3 separate regions of the Mus musculus genome follow, and regions 1 and 2 are each linked to region 3. The links are chromatin loops, found by intact Hi-C in ENCODE. Cell type or tissue: left cerebral cortex. All regions are shown on one strand.

Region 1 (5,000 bases), 75 kb before region 3:
TTAGCTTTCTTTCTAGCGTGGCTCTCACTTGTTTAACCAGAGCTTTTGTCCTGAAAATCTGGGGACTAGAGATCCCCACCAGCTTCTCCAGCCCCCAACCCCGCCCGGGGCAGAAAAACATCCTGCCTTCTGCTCAGATCTGTAGGTGAGTGTCCAGCTTCAGCCACAGTTGTCCTCCAAGGAGCTTGCAGACCTCTTTTAAATGCTTAAATTAATTTAAAGACCTTATTATGGGTTAGATGTTTATATGTAGAAAAACAATACTGTTTAACGCCTATAGTTATTAAGAAAATTTCTGGAATGTTCTTGATCTGAGGACAAGAAAGGATAGGCTCTTGGTTACCATGGAAACCATAGTCACGGGTTTTTGTTTTTGTGTTTGATTTTTTAAGATTTACTTATTTATTTTATGTATGTGAGTACACTGTAGCTGTACTGATGGCTGTGAGCCATCATGTGGTTGCTGGGAATTTGAATTCAGGACCTCTGCTCGCTCCAGTCGACCCTGCTCATTCTGGCCTAAAGATTTAGTTATTATTATAAATAAGTACACTGTAGCTGTCTTCAGACACACCAGAAAAGGGCGTCAGATCTCATTATGAATGGTTGTGAGCCACTGTGTGGTTGCTGGGATTTGAACTCAGGACCTTAGGAAGAGCAGTCAGTGCTCTTAACCACTGAGCCATCTCTCCAGCTCAGTCACAGATATTTTGATGTGTTTGTTTGTTTGTTTGTTTTTATGATAGGATCTTACTATGTAGGCCTGGCTGGCCTGGAACCTGCTATATAGACCACACTTGGCCTCAAATTCACAGATATTCTCCTGCCTCTGTCTCCAAAGGATTTTTTTGTCACTGTACTTTAGTGGAGTCTCCTTTACTGTCTTTTTTGTTTTTAAAGATTTATTTTTATTTTATGTATGTGGATGTTTTGCCTTCATGTATGTTTGTGAACCACAGGTGCGCCTGTTGTATGCAGAAGCCAGAAGAAAAAGATGTCGGATCCTCTAGAGCTGAAGTTGCAGATGGTTGTGAGCCACCCCGGAGGTGCTGGGAACTGAACCTGGGACCTCCTGAAGAGCAGCCAGTGCTCTGGACTGTTAGCCATCTCTCCAGCCTCTTCTTCTTCTTCTTCTTCTTCTTCTTCTTCTTCTTCTTCTTCTTCTTCTTCTTCTTCTTCTTCTTCTTCCTCTTCCTCTTCCTCTTCCTCTTCCTCTTCCTCTTCCTCTTCCTCTTCTTCTTCTTCTTCTTCTTCTTCTTCTTCTTCTTCTTCTTCTTCTTCTTCTTCTTCTTCTTCTTTTTTGTTTTTTTGTTTGTTTGTTGTTGTTTTTTAGACTACCACTTTATTTTATTCGAAGGGCCTCACTGGGAGAAAAATATAGCCTCATCTTGATAAGCCATAAGTTAGGCGGAGGAGGCAAGACATGACCAAATCCATTGAGGAACCGATAAACAAAACTGGATCGGGCGTGCCTATGGCTGTGAAGGAGGACCCAGGTGTTCTGGCCTTATCTGGGTTCTGTTTTCACTCTGCAGCTTGTCATAGAACCACTGACTCAGGTTGTTAATGTGACAAGGGTCGTCAGAAGCCTTACAGTTAGAACAGGTGTCCTGCTGCACGCCTGAATTCCAAGCCCTTGGAAGGCAGAGGCAGGAGCATCAGGAATTCACTCATCCTTGGCAAGTTCAAGGCCAGCATGAGGTACACTCCACCCTCTCTCAAAATACAAAAAAACAAAACAACACACACACACATGCACGCACGCACGCACGCACGTCTGCCATTTTAAAGTTTTTGAAAAAAGGTTAAAAAACAAACAAACAAACAAAAACAACCAAAAAACCCTGCAGTGCCGCCTGGAAGAGGAAAACTCGGTAAATCTCTGCTGTCCCGCTCTCACTCACCCTCCCAGCTGAAGTCAGTGCTTGTCTCAGAGTTAGTGCCCCGTGAGGAACACAGCGTGAGTAAGCGGCCGAAGGGCGTAACTGTTTTACGTGAGGAAGTGAGGCCCTGGGGTTAAGTGACTCACCAAGCCACTTATCACATTTTGTGGGTTATAAAACATAATTATTTTCACATTTAACGTCTTTCGAATGTGGCTATGTCCTAGCACTAGCGTCATGTTCCAGCCAAATTGATTATTTTTTTTTCTTAGTGGTGCATGCAAGAATGGTGTTACGTAGCCAATGGGGTCTTTATAGTCAGAGGGAGTTGGTTGGTGTTAGTGGATGTGTGCTCTGCCTACATGTCGTCAAGCACGGTTGAGAAGGGAGCTGGGGTGTGACAGGGATCTTAGGGACTTCAATGCATGCCAACTTCCCGAGTTCCGTTCTTGAAAATAATAAATCAACTAACTCTTAGGAGAGACGCTAATCCCTGGGCCACTACCCAGTTTTGCCACTAGGGGGCTCATGAGCACGCTTCGTCTAGGGTTTGCAGGCGGGCAGTCTTGATTGCTTCTGGAGGCCTTCCTTGGTTGCCATGGATACTGTTTCCATAGTTGTTTGACTGTTGTGGCTTGTTTTCTCCCATTATTTATTTTTGCATGCTGAGCATATATTCAGACCATGTCATCCATTCTCTGGGCTAAGCATGTCTGTTCTACTCAGTTCAGGATGCATCGTGATGGTGTGTGTCAGCTGAGCCCACCCAGACTTGGTTCCACTCCTTTACCTTCCGTTTTCACCAACCCGGAAGCTTCTAGAACTAGCTGCTCTTTAATTTGTTTGCAGCTCTGTGGTGCTGCCATTCATGTAACAGAGAGCAGCAGCAGGCTGCTCATCACCCGGAGTGAATACTAATGGTAACCGGAAAGAACCGGTCTATTGTCCGGTTGACAGTAGCTCCTAGTGGGATGCTCCAGTGACTTTTTAATGGTTCACATTTTTTGGCAACTTCTCTAGATTTCTAATACTGTTCAGGAGCCTGGAAAGATGCCTCAGTGGTTTTGGACACTTCTTTTTTTTTTTTTTAGACAGGGTTTCTCTGTGTAGCTCTGGCTGTCCTGGAACTCACTTTGTAGACCAGGCTGGCCTTGAACTCAGAGATCCGCCTGCCTCTGCCTCCCAAGTGCTGGGATTAAAGGAGTGCGCCACCACTGCCTGACACTTCTTGCTCTAGCAGAGGATGCAGGCAGTGAACAAATATATTTACGGAAACTCAAGTCTACCTCCTGGCTGGCTCCACTGAGGTGTAAGAGACCGAAGGGGTGTCTGTGCCAGATAAACGGTAGGGAAAGTCCTGACTGCAGCTGTGTTTACAAAGGTGTCAAAGATACTTTATAAGGAAGGTGTCGCAGCATCCTCGTGCGGTGGATGCGGGCTGATTGGAATGTGCGCCGGTAGCCGAGATGTGTTTGTAAGAGTGACTCACCTAAGCGGTTATTTCTCTGGGGTGAGCATGTCTGTTCTACTCAGTTCAGGATGCATCGTGATGGTGTGTGTCAGCTGAGCCCACCCAGACTTGGTTCCACTCCTTAATCACACAGCGAGGCTATTAGATGGGGTGGGCTGGACGCATGCGCAAAAGGTGAGGCATGAAACAGGTATGGGTTAACTACCCTTGAGTTTTGTACATGAATGAACTAGCAACTGTGGTTGGAAGCTAACTGCCAATCTTTGTCGCTCTAGTGAGCCCCTGTGAAAGGTCAGGGGCTCAGGGGGGGTTATCAAGGTGTGTTCTTTATTTTTTCCTCTCTGGAGCCGCAGCGACTTCTACAGACACCACACAGACAGAGCAGCGCCCCGCCATCACAGAGAGTGTAAGGGAGATTGGGAAAAGATGTTTTTCAGGCAGGCACAATGCCACCTCACACAGAATTCAGCCTCTTCAAGTATGAAAGAGAGGCCGGGACTCAACTCTCTCGTTTGCTTTGCCCTCATCGATAGTCCTTAAAAGCCCCGTAATATGAGCATTTTCCTGTTCCCACTGAGAAATGCAAAACCCGAGCGAAGCTAATAGGAGTCCTTGCATTTGCCCTTATAGGACTCACAATTTAAATAGTGATGCCAGCAAGGTAGCGCGGTAGGTAAAGGTGCCAAACCTGATGAGCTGAGATTCATTCTGGAGCCCACGGGGTAGAGAGAGAACCACCCCACAGACTGTCCTCTGAACTCCACATAGTCACTGCGTGCACACAAAGTTAAAGATTTTATTAACTTTAAAAGATTTATGATTTTTTTTTTTTTTTTTTTTTTTTTGGTTTTTCGAGACAGGGTTTCTCTGTATAGCCCTGGCTGTCTTGGAACTCACTTTGTAGACCAGGCTGGCCTCGAACTCAGAAATCCACCTGCCTCTGCCTCCCAAGTGCTGGGATTAAAGGCGTGCGCCACCACGCCCGGCCCTAAGATTTACGATTTTATGTGCATGAGTGCTTCACTTACATGTATGTCTATGTACCACCTGTGTGTCCAGTGCCTGCAGAGGCAGGGCTGGAGTTATAGACAACTGTGAGCTATCACCTAGTTGCTGGGAACATAGTCTGGGTCCTTTGCAAGGGCAACAAGTGTTGAGCCATCTCGCTAGCCTCCACATAAATTTTAAAGTATGATAGGAGGAAGGAGGAAAAGAGAGAGAGAAAAAAATAGATTAGTGGGTGCGAAGTTACAGTTAGGAAAAAGAAACCCTTTGAACTATTACACAGTAAGGTGAATATATGTGTGTGTGTGTGTGTGTATTTGTGTATATACTATATATTTATATATTGTATACATTGTATATATAGTATATACATTGTATATAGATTATATGTTGTACATATACAATATAATGTATATTCATATACAAATATACACATGTATACATATATAAGACATCATTGTTCTCTCTAATATAGATATTTATATTGATTATAAATATAAAATATATATTTATACATGTATTGTATATATTTTTAAAATTTATTGTGTATGACTATTTCACTGGCTTTATGTATGTGCAGCATGTGTATGCATTGCTCATGGAAGTCAGAATAGAGTGCTGTATCCTCTGAAACTGGCGTT
Region 2 (5,000 bases), 81 kb before region 3:
TTCATAGAGTAATGCAAATGAGGCAGTGCTTGTGCACCGGGCTCCAGGAACTCGAGCCCAAGACATTAGAGAGTCTCAAATCTCAAGAGCAGCTGTCTTTCAGTTGGACTCTGGCCAGTACTGAGGGGACACATAACACATTGAGACTCACTGGCCCCAGAGCACAAAGCACAGGGACGCTATTAGCAGAAGGCTGGACGAGTCTTGGGTCTCTGGAAGGAGAAATCGGGAGACGACCAGGCAAAAGTGTGGAGAAGACAAAGCTCTGAAAACTACACAGTGGTCCAAAATGTGTGGACTGCACCTCGCTCAGCTCTGGACAGGAGTGGAAAGTGTGAAAGGAAAGTGTGTGCCCTGGACAGGATGCTGAGAGGCTCAGAGCTCCCAAAAGGATACATTGGTATCCTGATACATTTGTAAATCTCCAAGAATGTGGGAGTGTCCAGACACCACAGCGAATGCAACAGCCAGTTTTCCTGGGTGGCGATCTTTCCTGCTTGAGTTCTTGAAAATGTATATATTTATTTAATTTAAAAATACTTAATTTTGGCCGGGCATGGTGGCGCACACCTTTAATCCCAGCACTCAGGAGGCAGAGGGAAGCGAATTTCTGAGTTCGAGGCCAGCCTGGTCTACAGAGTGAGTTCCAGGACAGCCAGGGGCTACACAGAGAGACCCTGTCTCAAAAAAAAAAAAAAAGTTTTGGGCTGGTCAGTGGTGCGTATGCCTTTAATCCCCTTCCCTCAAAAATATTTTTAATTTTGTGTATATCTGTGCACACAAATGCAGGTGCTACTGCTGGCCACAAGAGGGCACCAGATCCCTTGGAGCCAGGGCTGTTCCAGGTGTTTGTGAGTTGCTCTATGTGGAGGCTGAGTTTGAACTTGGATCCTTCTGCCAAGAGTAAGAGTAGCAAGTACTCTTAACCACTGAGCCATCTCTCCAGCCTTGATTTAAAAGAAAACAGTTCAAATCTTTTTTTCTTTTTCTTTTTCTTTTTCTTTTTCTTTTTCTTTTTCTTTTTCTTTTTCTTTTTCTTTTTCTTTTTCTTTTTCTTTTTCTTTTTCTTTTTCTTTTTCTTTTTCTTTTTCTTTTTCTTTTTCTTTTTCTTTTTCGAGACAGGGTTTCTCTGTGTAGCCCTGGCTGTCCTGGAACTCACTTTGTAGACCAGGCTGGCCTCGAACTCAGAAATTCGCCTGCCTCTGCCTCCCGAGTGCTGGGATTAAAGGCATGCGCCAGTTCAATTCTTTAGTGCCTTAATGTATATTAATTCCTACAAGACCTTAACGAACAGTTTTAAACTTTTACCACATTAGCATGTCATATACACTTTAAAATACTAACATCCACAAGCCTGAGCCATGCACACACCAGGCTAGTGCTACTACCAGCCAGGTCCAGAGGCCCAGCATTGTTTTTCTTCTTCTTCTTCTTCTTCTTCTTCTTCTTCTTCTTCTTCTTCTTCTTCTTCTTCTTCTTCTTCTTCTTCTTCTTCTCCTTCTCCTTCTCCTTCTCCTTCTCCTTCTCATTCTTCTCCTTCTTCTTCTTCTCCTTCTTCTTCTTCTCCTTCTTCTTTTTTGATTTTTGAGACAGGGTTTCTCTGTGTAGCCCTGGCTGTCCTGGAACTCACTCTGTAGACCAGGCTGGCCTCGAACTCAGAAATCCGCCTGCCTCTGCTTCCCGAATGCTGGGATTAAAGGTGTGTGCCACCACGCCCGGCCATTGTTTCTTCTTTTTAAAAAATTATTTTTTGTGTGCATGTGCGTTTTGCTTGCACGTTATGTCTGGGATCACGTGAACGCCTAGTGTTCATGGAATCCAGAGGAGAATGTTGTGTCCCTTGGAACTGGCGTTACCGAGAGTTATGAGCCGCAGTATGGGATGCTGGGACCCGAAGTCCTGTCCTTTCCAAGAGCAGTGTGTTGTTCCTACCTGCTGAGCCATCTCTCCAGCCCCTATTTTTTGTTTTATTCCTTAACAGTGTGTAATTACCCAGCTGTGTTTAGTGCCCTGGCATTGACATTGTTTAGCTGTAGTAATCAGCAGGGGGTTACCTGGAGAGCCTTAAGAACTTGCAACAATGTTTAGAAGAAATGAGTGAGCAGGTGCAGAGCTTTGGGGAATGGCAACCAGACAACATTCGGTTCTCCACAGAGCATCAGTCTGGGAAGCTCAATATCGATCTGTTGCCAGCAGAGGGAGCCAGTGGGACGCCAGTAGAGGAAAGAACGCTTGCTTTCTGGCGAATGCTTGGGCAGGAGCCCTCTGTGGTCCAGTGACATTCAGGGGGCTCAATCCCAGCTGTGTATGCTAAGGACGCGTGTTCTCTCGACCACAGACAGAGACTGAGCGCCTCGGGCCTTGCATACAAGAAGTGGTTTCCAACCACCCCTCTCCCCTTCAGACCTCTCTGCCTCACCGGCGCCCCTGACTGTGGTCCCAGGATAAAAGTGATGTCATCTGACAACCAGGTGCTCAGACTGTTTGACATGCAGTCTAGTGCAGTAGTGAGTGGCATCCCCTTCCAACGTCGCCGTTTTGTGTGTCCTCTAACTCAGTCCCAGGAAGGTTTCTGGCTTCTTATATGACTGAAGTTACTACCCCATTGCTTACTAAGCGACAATCTGGGTCAAAGGTTGACTCCTAGTTCCTGACTATACCTTGAATCCTTGGTGGACCTCTTTTTGTTTGATTGATTTTTGGGTTTGGGGGTTTGTTTTTACATAATTTTTTTTAAAAAATGTATGTATGCACTGTGAAAACTTTGTCTGCCTAAGTGGATGTGGGTCACTTATGTGCCTGGTGTCCTGGGAGGGCCGAAGAGGACGTCAAATCCTCTGGAACTGGAGTTACTGACAGTTGTGAGCCACCTCGTCGGTACTGGGAGCCAAACACTGGAAGAGTAGCAAGTGCTCTTAAAATCTGAGCTCTCTCAAGTCTCTGATTTTTTTTTAAGGCGCGCGCACGTGTGTGTGTGTGTGTGTGTGTGTGTGTGTATGTGTGTGTTTGTGTGTATGTGTCCAAGACAACTTGTGGGAATCAGTTCTCTCTTCCTACCACATGGGTCCCAGAGATGGAACCCTGTCACCAGGCTTGGCAGGGAGCAAGCACCTTTAGCAGATGGGACATCTCACCAGCCCCAGATTTAGGGGTTTTGTGACATATCTCATGTAGCCCAGATGGGCCTCTTGCTCACTGTAGAGCTGAAGATGGTCTTGTACTCCTGATTGTCCTGCCTCTGCCTCCGAGACCTGGGACTACGGGCGAGTGCTATGCTATCCTGCCAGCCTTGCAGTGGGCATCTTGAGCTGTAGTCTGTGTGTGGTCCCAGGTCTTCATAAGAGGCTGTGACAAAGCTGTCACAGGAAAGCCAGGCACCTGCAGTTAGGGACCAGCTGCTGCCAGTGGGGTCAACAGAGGCTACCCAGCTGTGGACCTTTGCCTATGTCGATGAGGCTGGTAAAATGGAAAGAAACCTAAGCCCTGGGTCTCGTCTTCCTCCTCAGAGGATCCCCCTGGAGGGGTGTGTTTGAAGCAAACAGTAGCCCAGTTCCCCTTGGAACACCTCATTGAAGGCTCTGCAGGTATCAGTTGACCTGGTCACTCCCTGAGGGCATTTCTGCATTCATCTTCCTGGGGCAGGTCCAGCTGCCAAGTTCTCAGGACTACCTGGAAAGAGCTGGGAAGGCTGGAGCAGGGGAGGTTGGAAACAGGTTTTGACTTAATCTTAAATAATTTTCAGCATGGCTAGCAGGATCTCCATGACAGGCTTCAGCCTTCAGTGAGCAAACCACTCACAGGGTGGAACGCAGGAGGCAGGGGTGGGGTCCCTGAGCCGTGTTGGCTCAGGCAGGGTGTGAGCGTCTCGGACCTGGTCAGTTAGGTCAGGCGTTCTAGACACCTGAGGGCTCTTGGTACCCCCATCCCTGCTGAGGTCTAGCTGTGGAAATCCTGCTTCCAGAATGTTCCACGGAATATCTTATCTGCCAAATCCACTTGTCACTTATCTGCCATGGCCACTAATGTTCAATCCTGATTTAACCACTCAGTTGTCTCCCCACTTAGTCAAAGGAAACAGAGCCGTACCTACTGAGGAGAAGCCAGGGTGTCTACTTGAATTGTGTGGAGTTATTTATTTCATACTTCTGGAGTCTTGTTTTATTTCACCCCTCTAGCACGTTTTGTTTTTGTTTTTGTTTTTTCTTTTCTTTTCTTAATTTCTTTTTTTCTTTTTGAGACAGAATTATGCTAGGTAGCTCAGGCTAGCCTCAAATTCAAGACAATCCTCTGCCTCTGCCTCCCAAGTGCTGAGATTAAAGGCGTGCGCCACCACGCCCAAGTCTGAGAAACTGAGTTTCACCAGTGCACTCTGAGAGTACTTGACTTTTTTTTTTTTAACTTCATTATTTTTATTTTTTCTGTGCATAGTTGTTGCATCTGTGAGGATGTTGGATGCCCTGGAAGTGATGTTACAGGCAGTAGTGAGATGCCATGTGGGTGCTTGTGTGTGTGTGTGTATGTTTGTGTGTGTGACTTCAGGTGAGTGTGTGTGTATGTGTGTCTACAGGTGAGTGTGAGTGTGACTGCAGGTGAGTGTGTGAGAGACTTCAGGTGACTGTGAATGTGTGTGTGTGTGTATGACTGCATGTGAATGTGTGTGTGTGTATGACTGCAGGTAAGTGTGTGTGTGTGTGTGTATGACTGCAGGTGAGTGTGCGTGTGTATGGAGGTCAGAGGAGAACATTTTGGGTTTGTACCATTCCTGTTTGAGCCTCCCACCATGCTAAAGGAGTGGTGGGATTACAGATATGGCCACCACTCCTGGATTTCTTCATGGGCCCTGAAGATTGAACTCAGGTCCTTGAACTTGTCTGACAAGTGCTTTTAGCCAACAAATTATCTCACCAGCCCCTCAGGGCTTTTAAAAATAATTTTCATATGCATGGTGTTTTGCTTGCTTGTACATCTGTGCACTGCTTGTGTGCCTAGTGCATTCAGGG
Region 3 (5,000 bases):
GCGTCTAACAAGAAAGGGGGCACTGTAGGGTGGGAGGGCCTGGTGCAGGCACACCCTACTCACCGTGTATCTCGGGTCATCTGGATGAACGGCCACAGCCACATCTCCAGGCAGGGTCTCTGGCCTGGTGGTTCCCACCACAATCTCTGTGTCTGGAGACAAGCATTCAAGCACTGAGGTCAGCCATCACCCCTTGCCCTCTCTCCCACACAGGGGAAGTAAGTAAGAGCTGGAGCAGGAAGGAGGAGGGGAGGGGGGAGGGGGAGCAGCCTGCCTCCTTCTCTGCTCTGAACTATCAGGAGTGCAGGTAACTAACAAACTACACTTTAGAACTAATCTTCTGCATTGTTTTACTAAGACAGGGCCTCATGTAGCTGTGGCTGGCTTGGAACTTACTATGTAGACCAGGCGAGCCTTGAACTTGGAATCCTCCCACTTCTGCCCCCAAAGGCTGTGATCTCAGGTACACTTGTCACTAGCTCAGAACTGATCTCTTAGTGGAAGACCTCACAGAGTCACACTAGGTTCCCAATGAAGAGGACCTCGTACCTTTTCTTCCCCTCCAGAATAAGTACCCACAACAGTGCAAACCTACCAGGGGCCCCGGAAACCTCACAGACTTGAGAAAACGGGAAGCAAGGGGAAGAGGGCAACTTTCAGGACCACACTCACCAGGCTCTCCATCCACAGGGAAAGCAACAGAAGCAAGGAGCCCAAAAGACACAGGGGTTGGGCATCCGGGCAGCTGCAGCACCGTGCGGCCAGGCAGAGGCCGGCTTTCCACCTGGAGGGTTGAGGAGGCAGGAAAGAGAAGTCTCTCTGTGGTGCTCACATCCAGGGCTCCTTACAGCTCTCCACCCTGCTTCCGTGCCCTCCCACCCACAGTAAAGTCACGGAGCTCACTCCCATGGCAGACCGCTCTGCTGAGCACAGCGGGAACTCTGTGGCTCTTCCACTGTCCCCACAGGTCACATGCCACCCTCTGATTGGCACGTGGAGAAGCAGAGTGATTGGAGCTTGAGAAAAATCAAATACAGACACCTGTGGCGGCCGCAAGGACCTCACTCCGTCAATCTGTCTTTCTTCCTCTCCCTCACCTCAATGTCTGAGATGGCCGATCGCAAAGTACATGACCAGTTGACAAGCTGGCGGTTCCGGTACAACAATCCCGAGTTGTAGAGTCGCACGAAAGCTTCCGTCACAGCTGCTGAGGAGCCCTGGAACGATCTGAATGTCCATACCTGACGTCCTCCCTCCCTCTGCTGAACTCAGGGATTCCCTCATCCCTCTACCAACACTTCCCACACTGGTCTTTAGCACACATACACCCCCCCACCCGCCCAAACCCACAGGGTCTGTGGCATGAACTCACGGCATCCATGGTGAAACACTCTCGATCCCAGTCCAGAGAGGCACCCAGAGCACACAGCTGTTCATAGATCTCCCCTCCTTTCCTGCACCAGAGATTTCTATCAGTAAATATGACCAGAGCACCTCCCAGCACTAACCATAGGTGCTCGCCAATGCCAGGTACCGGAGGAAATAAAGTGCGCATAGAGCTGACCCCGCTGATGGAGATAGAACCACACACCTGGGGTGGGGCGTCCTATGGCTTTAAAAGATACAGAAAGGTCTCTGCAGGGTTATCTAAACCTTTGGCTTCTCTGAGACACACAGGATGGATGGCTATTTTAGGCTACAACCAGTAGTGTCTAAGCTGTAGCCCACTGGTTGGAGGCACATACATGCACATACATACATGCATTCGTTTTGCATAACACCGTAACAGGTCATTGCCATGTACAAAGTTTACATTTGAGAATTATGTAGTAAAGCAAAAAGTCCTCAAAAGGTTTTAAGTTTACAATTCACAGCTACACTGGGATGCAAGAGGCCCATGGGCCAAGGCCTGTACACACCTATCGGGAGCAGCCACTTTGTGAAAAATGTGTGTGTGTGTGAGAGAGAGAGAAAGAGAGAGAGAAAATGAGAGAGAAAGAGAGAGAGAAGCACATGACCACCACAGACATAGGAAGGCCCAGGGGCATGGGAGAGGTGATGAAGTCCAAAGGAAAATAAGACAAGGAGGTTAAATAAACCACACATTTGTATATATCCATCCATATACACATAAATGTGTGCATCCTAACATGAGCATAGGACACACAAGTGTGCATCCCAACACAAGCATAGTACACACGTGTGTGCATTCTAACATGAGCACAGTATACAGACAAATGTGCACATTGTGACACACACGCACACACACACACTCTTGGCTCAGACATCATTCCCTCTGCTCCGAGACAGTGAAGCACAAGGCCAGAAAAACCAAATGCTACAAGTCAGAAGTAGTGCTGACAATCCCACTGGCCCTGCCCTCGTACTCATGTTTCCACTGCCACACGGCCCTGAGGAAGTCTTCCCGGCTCAGCTCATGTCTCCGCACCCTCTGCTCCTTCCATAGCTGCTTCTCCACCATGGCCTGAAATGGGATCAGGTGTAAATGAAAGCTAGTCAGGCTTCACATAAAGACGGCACTTTCAACCAAGCAGAGGGGGGCACAAGACCCACCTGTGTAGCAATTCCTGCGTGATCAGACCCGGGGATCCACAGCACGCGATCCCCACGCATCCGGTGCCTGCCACAGAAACACCATGGGGACTCTGAGCTCACTGATCCTCACTTCCAGCCTTCCCTTCGGGAACTGCAGTGGCCCCACCGCCTCTCACCAGCGCACAAGTGCGTCCTGGATCGCCACTGTGAGTGCATGGCCAATGTGCAGGGAGCCGGTGACATTGGGAGGTGGGATACACATGGAAAAGGTCTCCCCTGTAGCTTGGGGCAGCCTTGCCTGGAAGGAATGAGGAAGTCAGAGGCGAGGGAGAACTAGTTGTTGCTGTTGCCTAGGGGAACAGCACCCTCTGGTGCCTTGGGGCAAAAAGAACTTCAAGAAGGCCAGGTGTAGTGGCACACGTGTGAAAAGGCAGAGGAAGGCAGATCTCTGAGTTTGAGGCCAGCCTCGTCTACAGAGTTCCAGGACGGCCAGGACTACGTGGAGAAACAGTGTCTCAAATTTATTATTATTATTATTATTATTATTATTATTATTGAAATCCAACACGGGGGAGGCAAAAAGAAAACCAGGGGCCGAAAGAAATAAACATCAACTGTGAAGTTAGCCTGTGCCCACCAAGTTCAAGGGCCACTCACTCTGTCTTAAGGACCTCATAGAAGCCCTCTGCCGCGCACTGACCTGATACTCTGGTTTGAAGAAGCCCTCTCGCACCCACCACTGGTACCAGGCCGCTTCAACATACTGGGGACTGTAAGCAGGAGGCAGGGGCCCAGAAACATCTGTGGAAGCAGAACAGAGATCCACTACTGAACTGCATGTTAGCAGACCAAAGAGCAACAACATCGCAAAACACACCCTACACTTTACCTTTCTTTTCACCTGGCCCGGTGGGGATTTCATACAATACTACCTCCTTGTGACTCCAGGCCTTAGTGGGCACTGCAGGTATCTGCAGGGAGGAAACAGGGTGTGTGTGTGTGTTGCGGAGTGGGGGTGGAGGCTGCAATCCCCAATACACCACAGTCATCTGGATCCCTGCGCCAGTCTCTTTCAGCCCCTTCCCAAGTCTTGGGAGACCCAAGGACTGACCCCTGACCTTGCTCTTCTCAGCTAGCCCAGCCTCCAGGGCCGCCTGTTTCTCGCGCAGGCGCTTCTGTTTGGCTTCACGGTTCCTCCGAGAGACAGGGGAGCCGTGGGGCTCCGGCTGTGTACAAAGTGCCTGGGGCCTGGAAAGACCCCATGAGGGCCTCAGCCCCCAGAGCGGTGGCCGGAAAGAGGCCAGAGGCAAATGAGGCATCGGGAGTGTTTGGGAAGGGATGGAGGTCTGCTCACTACGAGGCCATGGGATGCAGGAGGTCGCAACCCTTCACTCCCATCCGCAGGACCCTCTCTCACTCTACGTCCTTCCGCCTAGGGGCGGAGCGCACGGTGTGGACAGCACTCTGGAATCACTGAAACCAGGGCGTCCAGAGAAGGCGGGAGCTCTGCCCGTCACCGGGCACTGACGCGGACACGAAGGTTGGGGTTCGGAAGCCTGGGACCACCCCCACCCCCGCAACCTCGGCCATGCGCCTCTAACTCGAACGTCCCGGCGAACTCAGAGCCGATAGGTGCATGGCGAGGTGCGCGCGCATGCGTGGGCGGGGACACGCAGGCGCATGCGTAAAAGACTCTCGCTCCTCCGGCTTTCTGGCTAGAAGCGGGTATCACTGCGTTGGGTAGGGAAACGCCGGCAGACGTCTGAAGCCGCGTAGATTTTTTTCCATAATTTTATTAAACAAGAAATATCCCGGTGTGTAAACAAAATACATCTGAGTTGGAAAGCTGCCCGCCCGGGGCTGGACCTGGCCGGCTCAGGAGCTGTGCTTCTGCCGCTTCCAGAAGCGCTTGACGTCGCTGTGCCCTGCCGGCGTCACCACCATCAGCCGCTTGGCCGAGTTCTCGAACACAAGCACGCCCAGCTCCCGCGCGTGGGCCAGCAGCAGTTCAAAGTCCACTTGCGACAGGAACTGGTTATACAGGACGCCTGGGGTCGGGTGGGACAGGCAGGAGGTGAGGGGCTGCAGTGGTCTCTGCCCCTCCAAGCAGCATGCAGGCAGGGGCTGCAGGCCACAGTTCTTAGGACTAATTCTCTACGGATAGTCGACTGTTCAACTTTAACACCTGTGGCATCCAGACACTCGAAAAGACAGCAGAATCCACAAGAAAAGCCACGCAAACCCACCTAAAGAGAAGACTGAATTACCCTGCCTCTTATCCCCTCACCTAGCTTAATTCAAACTGCACTGATTTGGGACATATTTCCTGCTACTAATATACCAAAATAAAAGATCAGTCTTCCTCTCCTTCCCTTTTGAGAAACAAATACGAAATGCACAAAACTTTTGCGTGAAATTGCTGGCCTTACCTCTTTAGCCAATGA

The links. A loop is a pair of places that touch in the nucleus more often than their neighbours do. Peaks named below come from ENCODE experiments on the same cell type or tissue, not always from the same donor. Only the 100,000 strongest peaks of a DNase experiment are listed, where the experiment ranks them.
Region 1: a loop joins it to region 3, with 5 times the contacts of the local background. A loop is called at or near these places in 6 of 42 quality-filtered maps.
Region 2: it touches region 3 in a loop (7-fold over the local background); 6 of 42 quality-filtered maps call a loop at or near these places.

Annotation. Positions count from the first base shown.
Region 1 is chr17:35,588,598-35,593,597 of GRCm38, forward strand. Gm41577 (a long non-coding RNA gene) reads left to right here. Exons shown (of 3, transcript XR_876776.1): 1 at 1-145; 2 at 960-1,046. Among named protein-coding and RNA genes, the nearest start is that of Gm41577, 2.5 kb to the left of the region's middle. In left cerebral cortex, a CTCF peak has its summit at 2,398 (motif pointing right); DNase peaks (open chromatin) are centred at 2,453 and 3,298; H3K27ac peaks cover 322 bases.
Region 2 is chr17:35,582,277-35,587,276 of GRCm38, forward strand. No RefSeq gene overlaps it. Among named protein-coding and RNA genes, the nearest start is that of Gm41577, 3.8 kb to the right of the region's middle. In left cerebral cortex, CTCF peaks have their summits at 807 (motif pointing right) and 2,200 (motif pointing right); a DNase peak (open chromatin) is centred at 2,200; H3K4me3 peaks cover 189 bases.
Region 3 is chr17:35,663,399-35,668,398 of GRCm38, forward strand. Vars2 (valyl-tRNA synthetase 2, mitochondrial) reads right to left here and starts at 4,194. Exons shown (of 29, transcript NM_175137.4): 1 at 3,675-4,194; 2 at 3,446-3,527; 3 at 3,257-3,357; 4 at 2,733-2,854; 5 at 2,575-2,641; 6 at 2,388-2,485; 7 at 1,373-1,454; 8 at 1,098-1,217; 9 at 673-784; 10 at 64-152. The coding sequence starts at 3,875. Gtf2h4 (general transcription factor II H, polypeptide 4) reads right to left here. Exons shown (of 14, transcript NM_010364.4): 14 at 4,330-4,604. The coding sequence ends at 4,432. In left cerebral cortex, CTCF peaks have their summits at 2,932 (motif pointing left) and 4,464; DNase peaks (open chromatin) are centred at 2,878, 3,420, 3,530, 3,772 and 1 more place; H3K4me3 peaks cover 1,799 bases; H3K27ac peaks cover 1,482 bases.